2 separate regions of the Homo sapiens genome follow, and region 2 is linked to region 1. The links are chromatin loops, found by intact Hi-C in ENCODE. Cell type or tissue: heart left ventricle. All regions are shown on one strand.

Evidence for each region. Peaks named below come from ENCODE experiments on the same cell type or tissue, not always from the same donor. Only the 100,000 strongest peaks of a DNase experiment are listed, where the experiment ranks them.
Region 2: it touches region 1 in a loop (5-fold over the local background); 11 of 110 quality-filtered maps call a loop at or near these places.

The regions. Positions count from the first base shown.
Region 1 is chrX:15,691,198-15,699,197 of GRCh38, reverse strand. It overlaps CA5BP1-CA5B (CA5BP1-CA5B readthrough), which reads right to left. Exons shown (of 12, transcript NR_160544.1): 3 at 6,140-6,235. It also overlaps the pseudogene CA5BP1. Among named protein-coding and RNA genes, the nearest start is that of CA5BP1-CA5B, 20 kb to the right of the region's middle. RefSeq lists an enhancer at 3,710-4,252. In heart left ventricle, no CTCF peak of the experiment used is centred here; no DNase peak of the experiment used is centred here; H3K27ac peaks cover 1,895 bases.
Region 2 is chrX:16,442,059-16,450,058 of GRCh38, reverse strand. The region is part of intron 1 of LOC124905249 (a long non-coding RNA gene); the gene reads left to right. Among named protein-coding and RNA genes, the nearest start is that of MIR548AM, 180 kb to the left of the region's middle. RefSeq lists enhancers at 2,462-2,987, 2,988-3,513, 4,583-4,782. In heart left ventricle, a CTCF peak has its summit at 4,691 (motif pointing right); no DNase peak of the experiment used is centred here.

The DNA.
Region 1 (8,000 bases):
AAAACCATATTAAATTTATGGAATCAACTTAAGGAGAACTGACATCAAAGGTGTCTTTATAATATCTTCCTATGTAAAAACAGGGTATGAATTTTATAAAGTCAAGTCTTCTGTGTCCCTCAGAAATGTTTTATAGCTTTCTTAACATTTTATGTTGTTTATTAACATTATTTTAGTTTCTATTATAAGTAGGTTTCCTTCTTCTGTTATGTCTTTTAACTAACTGTGAGTTATATATGCCAACGGAATTGATTTCTATAAATTGACATGGTACTCCACTAATTGCTGAATTATCTTTGTAGGAGTTTTTAGTGTTTCTCTAATGTTCTTTATGTTTTTTGGCCTAACTTTATTGGCTCCTGCCAGAGGTTAATTCAATTAAATTTAATATTTAGTATGCTAATAACCATGGAGTTAATGATATCCTTTCCACATTAAACATACTATTTATTTTTGAGCTGAGATAAATCTACTTCATCCAGTTAGGGAATTCTTCATTTCTGTTTTATTAAAAAAATTTTTAAAGGGATGGTGGGTTTTGTCTAACGTATTTTAGGAAATCCATGGAAATGATCATATAGATTTGTTGATGGGATGAAATCCATTAATTGTAAGTATATCATTCTTAGTACTGAACCATCTGTGGATTACTGGAATAAACCCTACCTGGACAAAGTATATATTTCTTCTAATGCACTGCTAGATTCTATTTCTACTATTTTATTTAGCTTTTTTTTCTGTTGTTACATATTTTTTAGAGATATTGGCCTATTGTTATATTTTGGGGGTAGGATGGTCTAATCTTTGATAGGTTTTGGTATCACTGTTATCCTGGCTGCATGAAAAAGAGGCTGGAAGCTTTTAGTCAATAAAAATCCAATATGAACAAGTAAACGCAGTTATTATTACAGTTTAGTTTATGAATTAAACAGGATTTTGTGTGCTGATGTAGTAACCACCACTTAGACTTAGTTTCTAAGAGAAAAATAAATCCCAAGTTTCAAACAACTGACTTACATGAAAATTTCTGGATGAATATTGTCGGAGTCTGTCTTTATCCTGAGATTCTATAGCAAAACTCCCTTAAGGATTTTAAAGGGTTTTGAATACACCCATTTCCAGCCTTCGTTTTTTTATTTAAAAGGGTCTTAATTTTCATAGAGAATCTACACAATGCATGTATAATAAAAACATATGTCACTGTCAAATATAGATGTAAAAAGCTTATGTTCTTCTATGTTTTAACTCTTCTCTCTAGCTAATTTGAAATATCTCTAAATTCATGTCCAAACTGAGATAAGACGTTGGTACACTTCAATAAAAATGTATAAGCATTACAAGATGTTAAAACTGATGCCACAGTCTGAGCCCAGCCTTGTTTTAAAAGGGGAGACGAGGATTTCCTTAGATGAAAATTGTGGAGAGAACGTACCTGATCATCATCAACCTCTACTGGCTGCTTCTTAATGATAAAGGTGATGGACTCAAGACAGGGCTGGACCAGGGAGATACTGGACCTACTTGGGTCCAGTAATCTAGACAGGTGGGCACCAGGCAGGAAGTGCCAAACGACCCAAATTCCATAACAGCGTCCTGGCCAAGAGACTGGGTCACTGAGTCATTATTTAGTAGTGAAAACCACTCAGGAATTGGACGCCGAGGTGACGGTTCTCAGGGAGTATCTGGAGATCAGCAGTGGTCCAGAGGAGCTCCAGGCCCTTCTGGGCAGCTACCTGAAGAATTGCTGCTTAGGATGGAATCATGCCCAGCCTTTGTTTCTAAAATTAACTGTGTATTTTTTATATTCTCCAGTGGGAAAACAGCCAAAACCATTTGATCTCTCAATTCTAGTGAGGTTCCAGCAGGTAGTCTCCTCTGAGTATTGCTGGGAGGTATTAGACAGTGGCCAGTGCATAAAGAAGGAGGCTTCACTTCTTCAAGGGAGACTGAGAATTTTCCTTTTAAAATGCAATGCAGAAAAACAACCCCATTAAAAAAGGGACAAAGGACATGAACAGACATTTCTCAGGACATACAAGTAGCCAACAAACATGAAAAATGCTCATCATCAGTAATCATCAGAAAAGTACAAATCAAAACCGCAACGAGATACCATCTTAAAACAGTCAGAATGGCTATTATTAAAAAGTCAAAAAACAACAGATGTTGGTGAGGCTGTGGCAAAAAGGGAATGCATATACACTGTTGGTGGGAATGTAAATTAGTTCAGCCACTATGGAAAGTAGTTTGTAGATTTCTCAAATAACTAAAAACAGAGCTACCATTTAATGCAGCAATACCATTACTGGATATAAACCCAAAGGAAAATAAATCATTTTGCCAAAAAGACACATGCACTCATATGTTCACTGTCACACTATTCACAATAGCAAAGACACAGAATCAACCTAGGTGCCCATCAGCGGCGGACTGGATAAAGAAAATGTAATATATACACTATGGAATACTACACAGCCATAAAAAATGAAATAATGTCCTTTGCAGCAACATGGATGCAGCTGGAAGCCATCATCCTAAGCGAATTAATGCAGGAACAGAAAACCAAATGCTGCATGTTCTTGAGAGAACTAAACATTGAGCACACAGATATAAAGATGGGAACAATAGACACTGGGGGTTACTGGAGGGGGGAGAGGGTTAAAAAACTACCCATTTGGTACTGTGCTCATTACCTGAGTGATGGAATCTGTACCCCAAACCTCACCATCATGCAACATACTTATGTAACAAACTTGCACATGGTACCCCCTGTATCTAAAATAAAAGTTGATAGAAACAAACAAAAAATGAAATGCAGATCAGGAGGAGCCAGAAACCTGGACTAAAAGGGGAGAGAGGAAAAAAGAGGGAAATGGAGAGGAAAGCAGGGGGAAAGAGGTGGGGACCAGAAGGATACAGTGGGGGATGAAAGGGAGAAGGAGACAATATATGGGCCTCCAGAGCACAGCCCTTTGAGATTCTGAATATAGAAGAAATAATCTTGGGGGGCTGGACAAAGGCATCCAACCTGAAGGATGTGGGTCATTGTTCTTTCCAGCTGGACAAGGCAAGTTTCTGTAGAACTGCGCTCTGCTCCCTGCCTGTGGGATGGCAGCTACAGAACAGAAGGCTGCTCTGGGTGTGTTCACAAGGACTTAGAAGGAGCCGGTGTCAGGAACAGAGGAGGGGACAGCAATATGTTCCTGAGTCCCCAAGTCCTCAGCGGCACTGCAGCAAAACCAGAAAGCTCACTGGCCCACCCACATGATCACTTCTGTCCCCTGCAATGTGACCCAGGGCCAGGGTCATTCATAAATTACAGGTCTCCTTCTAAGGCAGTGTTGAAAGAGAACTGGAATACAGTTCACCTACTTAAACTTCCCAATTCAAAGTGCCTTGGTAATGTCTCCACTCTTGAGATTGAAACACAAAATATATTTCAGGCAATTTAGGAAAAATACTACCCCACACTTAGTTGATGGCATGGAATCCACCAATTTCTATAGCTCTTTATGATGTTTGCCTAGCTAAAGAACAACAAATGAGAAAACATTAAAAACAACGGACATCTCACTGTAGAATTGGAATGAAATATGAATTAAAAATGACCATCTGGTGATTACCTAAAAGCAAATCACAGTCTGAAACCACTTAAACTGGCAATTTAGAATGTTATAAACATCACCGAACTAAACTGGACACAGAACACATGAGCAGGCTGTCTGACGTTGTGCCTGCAGTCCACAGGGAAAGGTGCTCCTGCTCCACTCACCTCCCCGGGCCTTCCTAAGCCTTGGCCCACAGGGACCCTGGAGGCTGAAGCTCTTCAAACAGGTTACAGCACATGAAGGCCAGGCTTTCGGCGCAGGCCCCTAAGTCCTCAAGGGCATGTTCCAGGAGACTCAGTACATAAAGCACGTTTTCTATTAATAGCTTTTGTATTTAATGCTTTGATATCTGGGGACTTGTTGACACCACAAGCACTGTCCCTCCCAAGGCTGGCTAATTCCCAGAGAGAACAGACAACTGCAAGAGCACCTTTCATATGCAATCCAGAGCTTACAGCCCCACCATCTCCTTTATCAGGCTCTTAGACTGGGGCCACTGTTCTCCTGCACCAATCACTCCACGGTCAGGTATCAGCCAAGTGGGGACAGCCCCCTAGGCCCCAGAACACTCTGAAATTATTCAAACTAGCCAATCCCAAGCCTGCTTACCCTGCCTCGCCTGTTCCTTCCCACTGAAACCACAATAAAAGCTCTTGCCCGCATTTTCCCCTCACATTCTCTGCCTCTTGACCAACCCTGGTGCTTCCTCATGTGGCTCTGCACAGTGTGCCATGCCTCCAGCTTCTAGGGATCTGGAAACAGGATCAACTTCTTCCTTCATGACAGTCATTCCCATGTCTGCATGTCTTACTGTACCCGACTAAAACAAATCCCAGGTACCCTTAAAACGCTCAGCCTCTAGTGCAGACTAAAGTTGGAAGCATGCAGGAAGCCTGTAGCTGCTGAACCTGCAAGAGCTCAGGGGCCCCATGAGAGTGTGGCCTATGGATTTTTAACCCCAGTCCTCCGTTAGCTAGCTGTGTGACCTAGCAAGAAAGCACTTAACCTCGCTGAGCTTCACTTTCTTCATCTGAAAAATGGAGACAATAATATTGCCGAATTCTTAGAAAGATAAACTAAGCACTTGGCAAATATGGAGTCACTTAGCACTCATGAATATTAGTTCCCTTCAAGATTTCCTAGTTATTTGCCTTTATCTTTCTATTCTGCTTAAAATACATTCTTCCGTTTAAAATGTATTCTTTTTTTTTAAATTTTTTGAGACAGAGTCTCACTCTGTCACCCAGGCTGGAGTGCAGTGGCGCGATCTCAGCTCACTGCAGCTCCTGCCTCCCGGGTTCAAGTGATCCTCTTGCCTCAGCCTCCCGAGTAGCTGGGGCTACAGGTGCCCGCCACCACACCCAGCTAATTTTTATATTTTCAGTAGAGACGGGGTTTCACCATGTTGGCCAGGCTGGTCTCGAACTCGTGGACTCAAGTAATCCGCCCGCCTCGGCCTCCCCAAAGTGCTGGGACAACAGGTGTGAGCCATCGCACCTGGCCTAAAATACATTAATCTTACATTTTAACTATTATTTATTTATTCGCCTTTATCCTTTTATACCAATGCTTAAAAACAGAAGTATGATACAAGCCACAGAGGTAATTAATTTTCTAGTGACCACATTTAAAAAGTAAAAATAGATGAAATCCTTTTTAATATTTTATTTTACCAAATATATTCAATATATTATCACTTCAAAATGTAATCAATACGAAAAGTTATTAATGAGATGGTTTATATTTTTTCCATACTAAGTTTTAAAAATCTGTTGTGTATTTTACACTTCAGCACATCTCAATTTGGATGCTACCTTTTTCATCAAAAATACTTGATCTATATTTAGATTTCAAAAAATTTATACTTGAAAACATATATATACATATCCAAATGGTTCCAAACATTCTTAAAAGTTTTTCTTTTTTTTTTTTTTTTTTTTTTGAGACAGTCTCGTTCTGTCGCCCAGGCTGGAGTGCAGTGGCACGATCCTGGCTTACTACAACCTCTGCCTCGTGGGCTCAAGCAATTCTTGTGCCTCAGCTTCCCAAGAAGCTGGGATTACAGGCGCCTGCCTTCACGCCCGGCCAATTTTTGTATTTTTAGTAGAGACAGGGTTTCGCCATGTTGGCCAGGCTGGCTTCGAACTCCTGGCCTTAAGTGATCTGCCTGCCTCGGCCTCCCAAAGGGCTGGGATTACAGGCGTGAGCCACCACGCCCAACCCAAAAGTTTTTCAATAACTGAATTGAATATCAGTTTTTTAATTGAAATTTAAGTGAATTAGAAGTAAATTAAATCTTCATTTCCTAAGTTACACCAGCCACATTTCAAGTGCCCAACTGTCACGTGTGGCTTGTGACCACTCTATTGGATGGCACGGTTTCATGCCATTTAAAATATATCCTTAACAATCACTATTTATCTTACCAGTGTAGGGATCCCAATATTCTTAAAGTAAATAACAATATTATACTGTTCTATCTTTTCATCCTAGAATACAACACGTCATTTAAAGTTGGTGAGATTTTTTACCTTTAAAAATACTCCTATCACAGCCAAACCATTTTCTTCCAGTGCTGCATCCTCAAAGTTTTCAAATTTGACTGCGTTCCAATGCACTAAGTGCAGCTGAAACACCATGAAAAGAGGGTTAACACGTGACTATACAGAATCTCTCCAGAATAAACCCACAGCCTCAGTCAACCTATGACATTTAAACATGTTTCCTCACCCAAAGTAAAGCCACCAAGAAAACCATATGACAATCCAAAATGAGATAGAAACAAAGATCAGGAAGAAATTTAGGCAAGGACAGCAATTAATATTTCTTTGGAATAAAAGGACTCGGGGAGAAAAATAAAATAAAATACATATAGCAAACTGAGTCGCATTTCAGTAAGGGATCAACATTTGCTCGTTCCCATTCTGCTTTGCATGAAATACTAACATCCAAAATCCATTTACATTTAAAGGAGAGAAAATGTTTATATTGAGAAAAGTAAGTTCTCCTTATAGGAATTAGACAAGAGTTGAAGACTGGCCGGGTGTGGTGGCTCACATCTGTAATGCCAAGACTTTGGGAGGCCAAGGTGGGTGGATCATTTGAGGTCAAGAGATTGAGATCAGCCCGGCCAACATGGTGAAACCCCGTCTCTACTAAAAAAAAATACAAAAATTAGCAGGTGTGGTGGTGGATGCCTGTAACCCCAGCTTCTCAGGAGGCTGAGGTGGAAGGATCGCTTGAACCCGGGAGGCGGAGGTTGAAGTGAGCCAAGATCGCGCCACCGTACGCCACTTAGGTGACAGAGAAAGACTCCGTCTCAAAGAAAAAAAAAAAAGAAAAAAAAGAGTTGAAGACACATTTCTTCTTTGAGAGATGACCATTTAAAATGTTCTTTTTATTGTTGATACAACATTTAAAACTAAATTGCTGCCAGGTGCGATGGCTCACATCAGCACTTTGGGAGGCTGGGGCAAGAGCATCACCTGAAGCCAGGAGTTCAAGCCCAGCCTCGGCAACACAGTGAGATCTCATCTCTACAAAAAATTTAAAAATGAGTTTGGCGTGGTGGTACATAATCGTGTAGTCCCTGCTACTTGGGAAGCTGAGGCGGAAGGATCACTTGGGCTCAGAAGTTCAAGGCTGCAGTGAGCTATGACTGCACCACTGCACACCAGCGTGGGTGACACAGTGAGAGCCTATTAAAAAAAAAAACAAAACCAATAAACCAAACAAACAAAACCTAAATTACAAAAAAGCTGTAAGAAGCAATTATATTTCCTTATGATTTCCCTATACTTTTGCTATGGTTTGGATATGGTCTGTTTGGTCCTGCCAGGTCTCATGTTGACACCTGCTCCCCAATGTTGGAGGTGGGGCTTCATGGGAGGTGTTTGGATCACGCGGGCAGATCCCTTATAAATAGCTTGGTGCCATTCGGGTGGAAGTGAGTTCTTACTCTTAGTTCCCAAGAGAACTGATTTGGGTTTTTTTTTTTTTGAGACAGGGTCTCACTCTGTCACGCAGGCTGGAGTACGGTGGCACAACTGTGACTCACTGCAGCCTTGACCTGCTAGGCTCAAGTGACACTCCCACCTCAGCCTCCCAAGTAGCTGGGACTACAGGCATGGGCCACCATACCTGGCCAATTGTTTTTTTTTTTAATTAAAATTTTTTTTTGTATAGACAAGGTCTCACTATATTGCCCAGGCTGGTCTCCAATTCCTGACCTCAAGCCATCCTCCCGCATTGGCCTCCCAAAGTGCTGGGATTACAGGTGTGAGCCATCACATTCAGCCACAGAACTGATTGTTGAAAAGAGCCTGGTACCTCCTCCTCTCCCTCTTACCATGTGATCTCTGCACGTTGGCTCCCCTTGGCCTTCCAACATGA
Region 2 (8,000 bases), 750 kb before region 1:
AGAAATAAACATACTTTTCACCTTTCTCAGGGTGGAAGAAGACAAATTTACTGGGGATGTGGGAAGGCTGCCCTGAAGGTAACCCATAACTGGGTTGGACTATCAAAGAAAGGGCGTGGGTGGAGACTTCTGCTTGGAAGTCTAAAGAGGGAAGAGTCTTGATTCTTGGGTGCTATGGATCCTGGGGATAAGGAAGAGGGACCAGGATGGAAATTCCACAATTGAAGACAGTGGCACTCACAGGAGTGTAGCACTTTAGATGTGGAAGGATCACAGAGAATGCTCTGTTGATGGTGGAAAGCATCATGGTTAGCAGGCGCTGTAGCAGCTGACCAGATCAATGGTGCCCAATCAGTGATGGGGGAACTGTTCATCAGAGGTCTCAAGACACAGAAGGGAGAAATAGCTCAGCACTGCTACAGCACTGAGAGTCTTCGAGGAGGCACCAAGAAATTGATGCTTTAGTTTCTGCCAATACCCATTCAGCTGAGTGGGTGCTCAAGCCATATTTTCTTTGATTTAGACAAAGCCATGCGTTGTAGCTATTTTCCTAATGCCAAGGAGTAGTTTATACCTATTTTATTATTAATAATTGTAATAGTAATACTAGCTATCATTTGCTTACTGTCTTTTGTTATGGAATGAATTTTGTGGCCCCTGAAATTCTTATGTTGAAGCCCTAACTCCCAAAGTGATGATATTTGGAGATGGCACCTTTGGGTGGTAATTAGGGTTAGATGAGATCATGAGGGTGGGGTCCTCTTGATGGAATTTTTTTTTTTTTTTTTTTTTTTTTTTAAGACGGAGTCTTGCTCTGTCGCCCAGGCTGGAGTGCGGTGACGCGATCTCAGTTCGCTGCAAGCTCCGCCTCCCAGGTTCACACCATTCTCCTGCCTCAGCCTCCGGAGTAGCTGGGACTACAGGTGCCCACCACCACGCCCAGCTAATTTTTTGTATTTTTAGTAGAGACGGGGTTTCACTGTGTTAGCCAGGATGGTCTCAATCTTCTGACCTTGTGATCCGCCCGCCTTGGCCTCCCAAAGTGCTGGGATTATAGGTGTGAGCCACCGCGCCCGGCCTCTTGATGGAATTAATGCCCTTATAAGAAGGGGAAGAGAGAGAGAGAGAGATCTGTCAGCTGTCTGTCTGCAACCCAAGGAGAGAGCCCTTACCAGGAACTGAATCAAACAGCAACTTGATCTGAGACTTCCAGCCTCCAGAACTGTGAGAAAAGTAAATTTTTGTTGTTGAAGTCACCCATTCTGTGGTATTTTGTTATGGCAGCCTGGGCTAAGATACCTACCATGTGCCAGGAACTTCCTGTATGTTGCTTTGACTAATCCTCAAAACAACTCTTCAAGGTAGGTATTTCTACCTGGCAAAGGAAACAGAAACAGAGAGGTTAACCACCTTGCCCAAGGTCACACAGCTAGCATGTGAGAAAATGTTTATAAAATGCCTAGTGCAGTATCTAGTACAGAATAAGCCCTCAATAGAGAGCTTTTTATAACTCAAAAGCTCATGTTGTTTTCCATATACATTCAGGTCACCATTTTGTCTGAGCTTGTAAGCTGTCTTTGTTCTTTCCACTCCATAGCTACCACTTGACACAGGGATTCTGACCTTATTGTGACATCCTGGAAATTAAGTTCAGCCAGAGGTGGCTCCTGACCTAAACAGAGAGCCCAGCCTCATTGTTCCTTAAAGTCTCTCTGAAGTAAGATGCCTCTGGAATAATAACCAGTAGTGATGGAATCCCAATCAGGAACCCAATGGGGAACTTTTCTTGAGAAACTCTTCCCCTAAGGCCTGAGCCTGGGTGCTACTTGACTGCTGCTCCATGGCTTACTATGGGCAAGGTCTGGAAAGCCTTGGAGAAGTCTAGGCAGTCACAGGTAGCAGCCAGTGTAGAGGATATTAGAGGACAGGGCCAACATAGGAGGTGGGTTCATAAGGCAAGAGGCTGGGGACAGACTCTTGGCTCTTCCTTGGATGGGTCCAAATCCCAGAGCTGGCCTTGCATTGGGAGAATGATCAGAGCAGGAAGGCCTTTTCCCAAGTCCTATCTGAGCCACACAGCAAACCCTGGGGGGCGTGGAGGGAGCGATGTACCTTTAACCCCAAGGCTGACCATATCTCCACGCCATGCCTGGGGTTTCTGCCATTCAGGGGTTCTGGGGTCCAGCAAGGGTGAAGTGAAGAAAACAGGAGGAAGAAGAGAGGAGAGGGAGAGCAGGGTGTTTGGAAGCCTCAGGATCTGGTAAGAAGAGGAGAAAGCAAAGAGCAGCAGGAGCCACGAACGCTTCATTTCCTGCTTGTCCTCCCTGCCTCATTCTTGAATGAGGATCTTGAAGTAATGAGTGAGGAGGATTTTCCTAGCTACTAGCATAAGGGAGTATAAGAAAATAGTAGATAAGGAATAAAGTCCAGAGCTAATAAGAAGCACCTTTACTGTTGAATTCTTCTGAGAAAATTTCAGAAGTAAAATTCCTAGGTAAATTTTAGTTTATGTTCCATTCTAGGGAAATGTCAGCCACTCTCCTCTAATTAACATTGCTAAAAGCTTAGAGTGAAAGCTTTCATTTCCTGTTGCTTTTTACATGGACTTGCCACAGCAATCAGTGTCTGTGTAGCTTTCCTTCCCTCGGCTCTTGGTGTTCTTTCTCTGACATTAAGAAATTCTCTTCCTGCATGGAACAAGTGTTATTTTGTTAAAACCGGATGCCTGTCATTTATTCCTTGCAACTGTAAACCAAAAAGGAACTGAGACAAGTCTCAATCAATGTAGAAGTTTATTTTGAGGGCCGGGTGCGGTGGCTCACGCCTGTAATCCTAGCACTTTGGGAGGCTGAGGTGGGTGGATTGCTTGACCTCAGGAGTTTGAGACCAACCTGGGCAACATGGTGAAACCCCGTCTCTACTAAAATACAAAAAATTAGCCGGGTGTGATGGCACACGCCTTAATCCCAGCTACTAGGGAGGGTGAAACAGGGGAATCACTTGAACCTGGGAGGCAGAGGTTGCAGTGAGCTGAGATCGCGCCATTGCACTGCAGCCTGGGAGACAGAGCGAGACTCCGTCTCAAAAAAAAAAAAGAAGTTTATTTTGAGAAGGTTAAGGACGTACTCATGACACAGCCTCAGGAGGTCCTGAGAACATGTGCCCAAGGTGGTTGGGCCACAGCTTGGTTTTATACATTTTAGGGAGACATAAGATATCAATCAGTACATGTAAGGTGTACATTGGTTTGGTCTGGAAAGGTGGGACAACTGGAAGTGGGGGCTTCTAGGTCAGAGGTGAATTCAAAGATTTTCCAATTGGCAATTGGTTGAAAGACTTCTTCTAAAGGCCTGGAATCTATGGGAGGGAGTGTCTGGGCTAAGATAAGGGGTTGTGGAGACCAAGGTTCTTATTATGCAGATGAAGCCTTTAGGTAGCAGGCTTCAGAGAAAATAGATTGTAAATATTTCTTATTAGACTTAAAAAGGTGCCAGACTATTAGTTAATTCTCTCCTGGATCAGGACGAAGACCTGGAAAAGTAAAGGGATTCTTTCCAGAATGTAGATTTTCCCCACAAGAGACAGCATTGCAGGGCCATTTCAAAATATGTCAAAAAATATATTTTAGGGTAAAATACTTCAATTTCTTTCAGGGCCTGCTATCTGTCAAGTGATGCTATAATAGAGTCAGGCTGGAATTCGGTGTCTTATTGCTACAAAGTCTTAAGATGTCTATTGTAATGTGAATGCTGGTCAGTTGTGCCTGAATTCCAAAGCAAGGCGGGTATAAGGAGGCATGTCCAACTATGCCCCCCACTGCCCCCCAACCCCGCCAGCCCCGGCATCCCATCATTGCCTGAACTAGTTTTTCAGGTTCTTTGGAATGTCCTTGGCTGAGAGAAGGGGTCCTTTCAGATGGTTGGGGGGCTTAGAATTTTTTTTTTAGTTTACACAACTAATATAAATTTTATCAAAGGTTTCTGATGGTTCACACAGAAGTCCCACGGTGCAATTCTCCACTGGAAGACATTTTTATTTCCTAGGGCTATTAGTTGGCTTACAATAAAAACTTTAAAGCACTTTTCTTTCCTGAGAAAATTGCTCTCTGAATCAATGGGATTGAGCATAGATAATGGAAAGAGACAGTAAGATGTTCTTGCCTGTAACCAAGCTCCTGTTTAGCGCTTAGTTTGTCTGTCCAACCTGGAGAATCATGGGATGCCCCAGGAATTGTTCCTGAGATTTAAGTTTCACATTGAGACTTTAGGGTTGTTTCCTACAGATTGACTCTTCCCAGAGTGGGTGATCCATCCATGGAACAACCTTGGGTGGGCCTGTGGGTGCATCCTTAAAACAAATGAGGGCTCACTCTGAATATAAGGCAAGATCTTTCAACTGTGGCACTATTGACATTTTGGACTGGACAATTTTGTGTTATGGGAGTGTCCTGTGCAATGTAGGATGTTTGGCAGCATCCCCGGCCTCTACCCACTAGATGCCAGCCTCCACCCCTAAGCTGTGACATCCAAAAATGTCTCCAGACACTGCCAAATGTCCACTGCAGGAAAATATCACGCCCTGTTGAAAACCACTGATCCAAAGCACCCGCAATTATTTATTCTGGTACAGTTGTAGAAGGCCTCGAACACTTTTCTTCAAAGGGCTGTACAGCCTTAAGAAACCACTAGAGGGCGAGCAGGGCTGCTAATTTGAGCTGCTTCATAAAGGTGTCACTGCAGGACTTGGCAGAAGCAGGGGGCCAAGGGACTCCCCTTGGGAGCTTGATGGAACCACTGAGAAGAGCAAGTCCTGCCATCCTAAGAGCATTAGGGAAGCAGCCACCAGTAAGAACGCACCCCTCACCCCAGGAGCTGAGAAGACCATGGTTATGAGGTGACTGTCAAGTGATGGGCTCCATCACCCAGGGTGAGGTAACCCTCTGTGAGGAGGGGTCAGCCAGCCTCTTCTGTCTCCTTGATGTGGTGTACTTAGTGTAGAGAGGAAAGAGATTATTGGTCTTATCTCGATTTTTCATGAAGGGGAGATAGCATTCAGTTCAATAAGTATTTATTTCATGTCTACTATTTATAAGGTTCTGTGTTTGATTATGGGGATATTGGTAGATTGCATAAATGGCCACAAATTATTTACCTGTCTGTATCCATGCCTTTGGGCAGTCCCCTCCCACATTGACTCTGGGCATAGCCATTTGATTTGCTTTGGCCAATGGGTCAATAGCAAATGTGATGCAAGCAGAGACCTGAAAGCTCTTGCTCACTGGGGCATATCCACTCTTGAGGCTCTTGGGACCCTGCCGCTGCTGTCGTGTGAGGAAGCCCAAGCTAGCCTGCTGAATGATGAGAGATCCGTGACCCCAGGGGCTCCTATTACCTCAGCTGACAGCCAGCCAACTTCCAGAAGCTGAGACACCTAGTTGACCAGCAGCCAACTGGCACGGCTTAACTCAGTATAGCAGAAGACCAGCAAAAGAAAGGCCCAGCCCAAATTGCCAACCCACAGAATTGCGAGTCACGTAGTTGGCTGTAGTTTTTAGGTCACTAAGCTTAGGGTGGACTGTTACGCAGCAAAAGCTAATGAAAACACAGATGGATGAGACATAGTTCTTGCCTTCAGGACTCCACAGCCTAAGAGACCAATAATTTGCTCCCAAGGCAGGCTGCTTGTGTAATTGGACCCTTAGAGCCATACGAGACAGTAATAGCAGTCACGTTCGTTTTTCACTCCTGGAATACTAGTTAAAAGCATGAACTTGAAAACCAAAGCGCTTGAACTTAAATCCCAGCTCCATCACTTACTAGCTGTGTGACTCTGTGTAGGTTCCTTAATCTTTGTGTCTCTATTTTCTCGAAAAGGGATAATGATAGAACCTACCTCATGGAGTTGTTGAGGGGATTAATAGGTACACATTTCTTATGATAGGGTCTATGATTTAGTAAGTGTTTTGAAAGTACTAGCAATATATGTTTGGTCTAAAATGGAATCAGCATTAAAGTGTTTTCTTTTTGAATAACACCTTCCACTACATATAATAGTAATACATGTTCTTTGTGAAAAGCTGAAAAAAATACAGGAAAACTATAAAGAAGAGAACAAATGTCATCCCTTAGATTTTGTGCCAACTTTAGAAATAACACATTTTATTTTAAATCAAGCTACTATGATCAGCTTTGGAGAAAGGTCATTCAAGATACTCAGGGAATAAAGGTATCAAGTGCTTAGCCGAGTGAAGCCCTTTATATAGACTTTGCTCAGTGTACATTTCTCCAGTTGGATTGAAAGAGATCAAGTAGTTCCTTGTCCTATAGCATCTGGGATATAATTTGCAGATCCCAATGGACTAAATTAAACATTGGAGCAAAGTGCAAAGGAAAACCAGAAAGGAAGGCAATGATTAGCAACTCTGGACCCATGGAGCATTTCTAACTAAGGAGTATGTTCTTATTTTATTTTTATTCATATTATTTTTAATAAATCATAATTGTACATATTTATAGGGTATAATGTGATGTTTTGATGTATGTATACAATATGGGATAATTAAATCAAGATAATCAAGATGAATTAACATATCCATCACCTCACTTATCATTTTTTGTTGTGTGACATTTGAAATTTACTCTTACTTTGAAATATACATTATTATTGACTATAGTCACCCTGCTGTGCAATAGATCTCAAAACTTAGTCCTTCTGTCTATCTGAAATTTTGTACCCTTTGACCAACAGCTCCCCATTCTCTCTTTTCCTCTACCACTGGTCCCTGGTAACCATCATTCTACTTTCTACTTCCGTGAGTTTAACTTTTTAGGATTCCACATATAAATGAGATCACATGGTATTTATTTTTCTGCACTGGCTTATTTCACTTAGCATAATGTCCTCCAAGTTCATCCATGTTGTTGCAAATGACAGAATTTCCTTCTTTTCATGGCTGAATAATATTCCATTGTGTATATATACCACATTGTAATTATCCATTCGTCTGTTGATGGATACTTAGGTTGATTCCATATCTTGGCTATTGTGGACAGTGCTGCAATAAACATGGGAGTGCAGATATCCGTTTGACATATTGATTTCAATTCTTTTGGCAATATACCCAGAAGTGGGATTACTGGATCATATGGTAGTTCTAGTTTTAGTTTTTTGAGGAACCTCCATACCATTTTCCATGATGGCTATACTAATTTACATTTCCACCAACAATGTAAAGGCATCCTCTTTCTCTATATCCTCACCAACACTTGTTATTCTCTATATTTTTGAGAAAAGCCATTTAAGGCTTGTTCTTATATGCTGCCTCTCTTGATGTGCAAGGCTGTTTAAGTTTGAAACGGCACTTGTTATTAAACTGACTTTTGCAGAAGCAGAAGTTGTATCTTAGAATGGTGTAGTAGCTGGCCAATGTAACACAGGTAGTGATTAGTGGAGCTGGGTCCAGGCCACTGACCTAACATCCAGTGGTCTTTTGTGTTTGGCTTCTTTTACTAGCATAATGTTTCTGAGATTCATCCAAGTTGTAGCATGTATCAGTGCTTTGTCCCTTTTTATTGCTGAATGGTACTGTGTTGTATGAATATACCACAGTTTATTTATCGATGAACATTTTGATTGCTTCTACAAGTCTTGTAGAGACATATGTCTTCTATAAACATACATCTTCATTCATTTCCCTTAGGTAGATACTTAGGAGTGGAATTGTTGGGTCATATGGTGACTCTCTGACATTTTGAGAAACTACAAGACTGTTTTCCAAAATAAGTGTACTATTTTACAATCTTGGTAGCAATGTATGAGGATTTCCAGTTTCTTCACATCCTCATCTATACTTGTTACTGTTTGTCTTTTAAATTATAACTATTCTAGTGGTTGTGAAATGCTATTTTATTTTGGTTTTGACTTGCATTTTCCTAATGCCTAATGTTGTTGAGTATCTTTTCATCTGCTTATTAGCTATTTGTATATATTTTTGGTAAAAT